2 separate regions of the Homo sapiens genome follow, and region 1 is linked to region 2. The links are chromatin contacts, found by POLR2A ChIA-PET in ENCODE. All regions are on one chromosome and are shown on one strand. The core of a region is the stretch at or near the end of the contact, and the rest is flanking DNA. Distances in the headings are between cores, read along the strand shown. Region 1 overlaps LOC100996549 (a long non-coding RNA gene). Region 2 has its middle 41 kb from the start of ASAP2.

Region 1 (2,700 bases), core at 39-2,538, 600 kb before region 2:
TAGTCCCAGTTCTTCGCCAGGTGATTTCCTCCAGGCCTTAGTCTTCCCGGACAAGGCCTTAGGCTTTAACAGTGGGGAAGGCCTTCTGGTGCTGCAGCCCCTGGGCGACTGCTCTCTGGGGTGAGGGCCCAGCCAGCAAGCCCATGACCATAGGACTGAGGACATCCCTTCCCCTGTACCCACCTTAGTCACCTCCCACCCGGCACTAGTGGGTCCTCACCAATTTTATTTGAATTGAGCCTAGTTCATTCTGGAGGTTGAGACTAAACATCCTTATTGAGCAGGTGTCTTGGAGACCCCCGAAGGCCACAGGCTTATTTTTGCCCCAAGAGTGCAGTAAGATCCTAAAATTGAAGTGATCTTTCTTGCCCTCCTAGACTGACTAAAAGTCCTGGTGGAGACAGGCTGAGGAGTCCTGCACTTACGTCTGAATGTTCTGTTAGTTGGGTTTTCACATTCAGAGTACACTGTGGAGATAATCACCTTCTAGCTTTCTGGAAACTTCCTAGGTTTACTCCCTGGTGCATTGCTCCTCCAAGTTATAATTCTAGAAACTCATTCCTTTGCCTTTGGCAATAATAACCCAGATCCCGGGACTCCAAATGGAAAAGAACAGGCTGCATTTCCAGACTTCTGGTGTGGAGGGGGAAGCCAGACAGAATCATTCTGGCTGTGAGCTGCAGCGGTGCTGTCCATGCCAGGCCAAATGCATCAATCCCTAATGATGACTTGAAGCGTTATTAGGATCCAGGTGACCTCGTCATCACAATCCTCTCTGAGCGGTAAAACTGGAAAAAAAAAATAAGGCAGATTGTGCTTGGGACTAGGGAGCCCCTGAGACGAGTTACACCCAGCACTTCCAATGTCTGGGAGCCCCCAGGAAGCACCCTTTGGAGAAAGCGTAAGTCAGTTCCCTAAAAGGAACTAAAGATGTGTTCCATCCCACTGTGCAAACCAAATTAATGCTGCATGCTGAAGGCCTTCCTTGCCAAGATAGAGGTGGATTTCTATTAGTCACTGAGGGCCATTTGCCTGGATGCAAATGGCCTTGCTGAGCTGGTGCGATGTCCAGCTGGGGGTTTTGGGGAGCAGTCAGCCCCGTGCATGTGTATTTAATAGTCATCAGGGCTTTCTCTTTTGGCTTCGAGGCTAAGCTTATTATCCAAGGAACAAATGGAATATGAAGGCTGCCTCAGCACCGCCAGAGCCCATTAGGAGATGTGCTATGAAGCAAAGGCGGCGCGTTGACAGGGCTGCAGAGAAAGAACTTGGAAGCAGAGGCAGGAAAGGGAGGGCGGCTTCCGTCCCAGCATCCCTGAAATGGCTTGCTGTGAGTTCAGCAAGCCACACTGACACCACGCACCTTCCCCGTGCCTGGAGCTCATCTGCAAACAGATTATCTTGCAGACAGAACCTCCAAAGGGCCCTGTCATCCTACAGCACATCGTCATTCTCACTCAGAAGCAGGGGACGTGGGGCCTTTTGTCTAACACTCAACAACATAAACGTCTGTTTTCTGTTTTTCTCCCCTCTACTCTTTAGACAATAAACAAGAACCATCTGACATTTTTCTTAGCTTGTATATTTCAAACTCAATCCACCTTAAGCATCCTACCTGACCCTCCCCAACCCTCCTTCCCTCCCGTGTTCTCTTTCCCTTTGGAGTCCTTACAAACTCTCCCTCTAGTTCGATGGTTCAGAGAAGACTGAGAGCTGGGCCTGGGCCTTGAAAACTTCCCAGTGGTTTTCTACTGCACTCACACCCTCAGGCACCTGGTGGGGTAGATCCCACCTTTTCGATGTCCCCTTCTCTCCACCGCGGCCACCTACTCAGACCACTTGCGCTTTGCACCTGGAGCATGACAGTAGTCTCCTAACTGTCCCTGACCACAAGCCACACCCTCTGCCATCTTTCCTCTGTTTGCTGCCAGAATGATGTTTCTGAAATACACAAGAGACCTTGTGGCTATCTTTCTCCCTCCCTCTCTCTACCCCTGCTTTCCTCCCGCCTCTACCCTCCTCTACTCCCTCTTTCTACCCCTGCTTTCCTCCCGCCTCTACCCTCCTCTAGTCCTTCTTTCTACCCCTGCTTTCCTCCCGCCTCTACCCTCCTCTACTTTCTAAGCATCTGCTATGACCAGCCATTGTTCTAGGTTTACAGATCTACAGGGTGGGGCAAGAAGACATCATATCCTCTGTCTTTTGGAGATCATAGAAACATTTGCTCTGGGGAAATGCTAAGTAGCAACCTACACCATTAATTGTTTAAAAACGACTGTGACTCAGTGCCAGGAAGAAGACTTTGTAAAAGGTAATGTGAAAATGTTTTCCCTGCTCAGAATCTTCCAGTGGGATGAACATGATGTGTCAATGCAAGCTTATTATTGTAACAAATGTACAACTCTGGTGGGGGCAGGGGCTCTATGGGAACTCTCTGTACCTTCTGCTCAATTTTGCTGTAAACCTAAAACTGCTCTTTATAAAAGGTCTTCTTTTTTTAAGTCTCCCAGTGGCTCAGCATACAAAACCCATGACAGAGGGCTGGGCTGAGCTTTTCCCACATCCACTGTGTTCCCTAAGGTCCGTCTCCGCAAACCACTCCTTGTTTGAGTACCCAATGCTCCCGTGCCCCAGTTCCTTCAACAGCCTCTCTCTACTTCCTGCATCTTCTTTTCCTTCCCTTGGCTACCTTCTCCTTTG
Region 2 (2,700 bases), core at 166-2,665:
TGTTTCTGTTGCTTCCTCATCTGAGCAAGGCTCTCCGCCCAGCTGAGCTTCATTCTCCCTCTGAAACCTCAGAAGAATCAGCTCTCTGGATGCCCAGGTCTTGGGCCTCCTGTCCCTCAGATCCCTTTGCGGCTCTTCCCTCTCTTCCGGGTCACAGAGTGGGCCTGAGGCCTGCAGGCGGGGTACCCAGGCTCAGCATTCCCTGGCTTCTGGAGGCTCTTGGCCAGTGGGAAGCTCTGGGAGGAGACAGAAGGAGTAAGAAGGTGGAAGCCCGGCTACTTCTCCCTCGGCTCTGCCTCCAACTGCAGCTGGGCAGGCCTGCCATGGCCCCAGTATCTACCACATGACCCCAGCCCTGGGCTCAGCTGATGTCACCTCTCACCTAGGGTGACAGTGGCTTCCTGCTGTTGCCTCACTGTCTGCCTGCCAGCTCAGCTCCTCCATCTTCTATTCCTGGTGGAGCCTGGACAACCACAAGACCCACACTCCCAGAGTCAGTGCTCTGTGTCTTCTAGAATCTTCTGTTCCCCACATTTTCTCATTTGAAAGTGAAAGTTTTGTGCTTGGTGATCTTCAGTCTGTTTCCAAACACGCGAGCTCTGCACCTGTAACAAGTCCTTTAGGCCCATGCAGTGGGGGTTAAATTCACCATTTAGTCCAGTGATTCCCAAACTTGCCTGAAGAGCTCATTAACAATGCAGGAATACAGGCTCCAAACCCTCGGACTACAAAGCAGTCTCTGGGGTAAGGCCCAAGAATCTGACATTTATCAAGCATCTCAGGAGATTCTAGTGCAGGCATTCTGCTGCCCATTCTTTTTTTTTTTTTTTTTTTTTGAGATGGAATTTCACTCTGTCCTACAGGCTGGAGTGCAGTGGTGCCATCTTGGCTCGCTGCAACCTCTGCCTCCCAGGCTCAAGTGAGTCTTCTGCCTCAGCCTCCTAGGTAGCTGGGACTACAGGCGTGCGCCACCACCATGCCCAGCTAATTCTTGTATTTTTAGTAGAGACAGGGTTTCACTATATTGTCCAGGCTGGTCTCGAACTCCTGACCTCGTGATCTGCCTGCCTCGGCCTCCCAAAGTGCTGGGATTACAGGCGTGAGCCACTGTGCCCGGACTTGCTGCCCATTCTTATGGTGCCTGTGGCTCCGGTTTATTGAATAAACCTCAGAGACTGCAGAAAGAGCCAGGTGCTGCTCCTCGGTCATGCCCTGTGGCTGGATGGCACTGTGAAGTGTCAGCCACATTTTTTTTCTTAACCTTCCTCTGACTCTTGCACCCAGCAGGTGCTTTGAAGCAAACAGAATCCAAATCTGGCTGATGGGAGCAGAACAAGACTTCTTTGTAGGCAATGGGATGACTCACAGAATCTCCAGAAGGGCTGGTGCGCCAGGCCCAGACAGTACACAGCCGGAGCCATATCCCAACTGCAAAACAGCAACAGTCCTCCAGGACACTCAACCCCTGGTTCTGGCCACAGGCCGCTGGCTACACCAGGATGCCACCATTAGGGTAGAGATTTGATCCCATAGTTAGCTGTTGCCACTGCCAGAGAGCTCTTTGCTCATTTCATTATGAATTTCCAATTCAAGATCAAGGCTACATGTAATGCACTGGCCTCAAGCGAGGCTGGGGAAGTGAGTATCTGGCATTTTTAGCTTCTAGAAGCAGAAGAGGGCTTTTCTCACATGAAGACCCATAGGCGGGAAATTCTGTAAATATAGGAAGGGGGTTCAGCCGCAAGAACAAAAAGAAAGACAATTGTCTGCTGCGTGAACCTTGCTTCACATCCCTCCCCCCGACTGCCTGGTTCACCTTCTGGAGAGAAGGCTTCCGTGGCTCCAAGAGGAAGTTGTTATAGCAGAACCCGAGAACAGGGGATGAAATTCTTGGTTTTAAAACTGTGAATTTTTTTGGCTCTGGACCCATGTTAGAATCTTCTGGGAGACTTTTTTTTTTTTTTTTTTTTTTTGAGACAGAGTCTCACTCTGTCACCCAGGCTGGAGTGCAGTGGCGTGATCTCGGCTCACTGCAAACTCCACCCCCCAGGTTCAAGCAATTCTCCTACCTCAGTCTCCTGAGTAGCTGGGATTACAGGCGCCCGCCACCACACCTGGCTAATTTTTGTATTTTTAGTAGACTCAGGGTTTCACCATCTTGGTCAGGCTGGTCTTGAACTCCTGACCTCATGATCCACCCTCCTCAGCCTCTCAAAGTGCTGGGATTACAGGCGTGAGCCACCGCGCCCAGCCTCTCCTGGGAGATTTAAAAAAATATCCATCCCTGGCCAGACGTGGTGGCTCATGCCTGTAAACCCAGCACTTTGGGAGGCCGAGGCGGACGGATCACAAGGTCAGGAGATCAAGACCATCCTGGCTAACACGGTGAAACCCTGTCTCTACTAAAAAAAACACAAAAAATTAGCCAGGCGTGGTGGCGGGCGCCTGTAGTCCCAGCTACTCGGGAGGCTGAGGCAGGAGCACGGTGTGAACCCGGGAGGCGGAGCTTGCAGTGAGCGGAGATGCACCGCTGCACTCCAGCCTGGGCAACAGAGCGAGACTCTGTCTCTAAATAAATAAATAAATAAATAAATAAATATAAAAAATAAAAAATAAAGAATACCCATCCTTGGCCTAGCACAAACCAATTGAATCAGAATCTCTGGAGCTGGGGCCTGGATGCCAGTATGTTTTGTTTTG

The links. ChIA-PET counts read pairs that join two places held with the same protein, here RNA polymerase II (POLR2A).
Region 1: POLR2A ChIA-PET joins it to region 2 with 13 read pairs in activated T-cell. The contact joins two enhancer-like sites. POLR2A ChIA-PET finds 5 or more read pairs at or near these places in 3 of 52 experiments (H1, PC-3 and activated T-cell).

The regions. Positions count from the first base shown.
Region 1 is chr2:9,760,304-9,763,003 of GRCh38, reverse strand. The region is part of intron 2 of LOC100996549 (a long non-coding RNA gene); the gene reads left to right. Among named protein-coding and RNA genes, the nearest start is that of TAF1B, 82 kb to the left of the region's middle. Within about 2 kb of position 1,288, at least 4 of the 41 ENCODE cell types and tissues checked have a DNase peak (open chromatin) inside an H3K27ac peak, as active enhancers do.
Region 2 is chr2:9,164,451-9,167,150 of GRCh38, reverse strand. No RefSeq gene overlaps it. Among named protein-coding and RNA genes, the nearest start is that of ASAP2, 41 kb to the left of the region's middle. Within about 2 kb of position 1,415, at least 9 of the 41 ENCODE cell types and tissues checked have a DNase peak (open chromatin) inside an H3K27ac peak, as active enhancers do.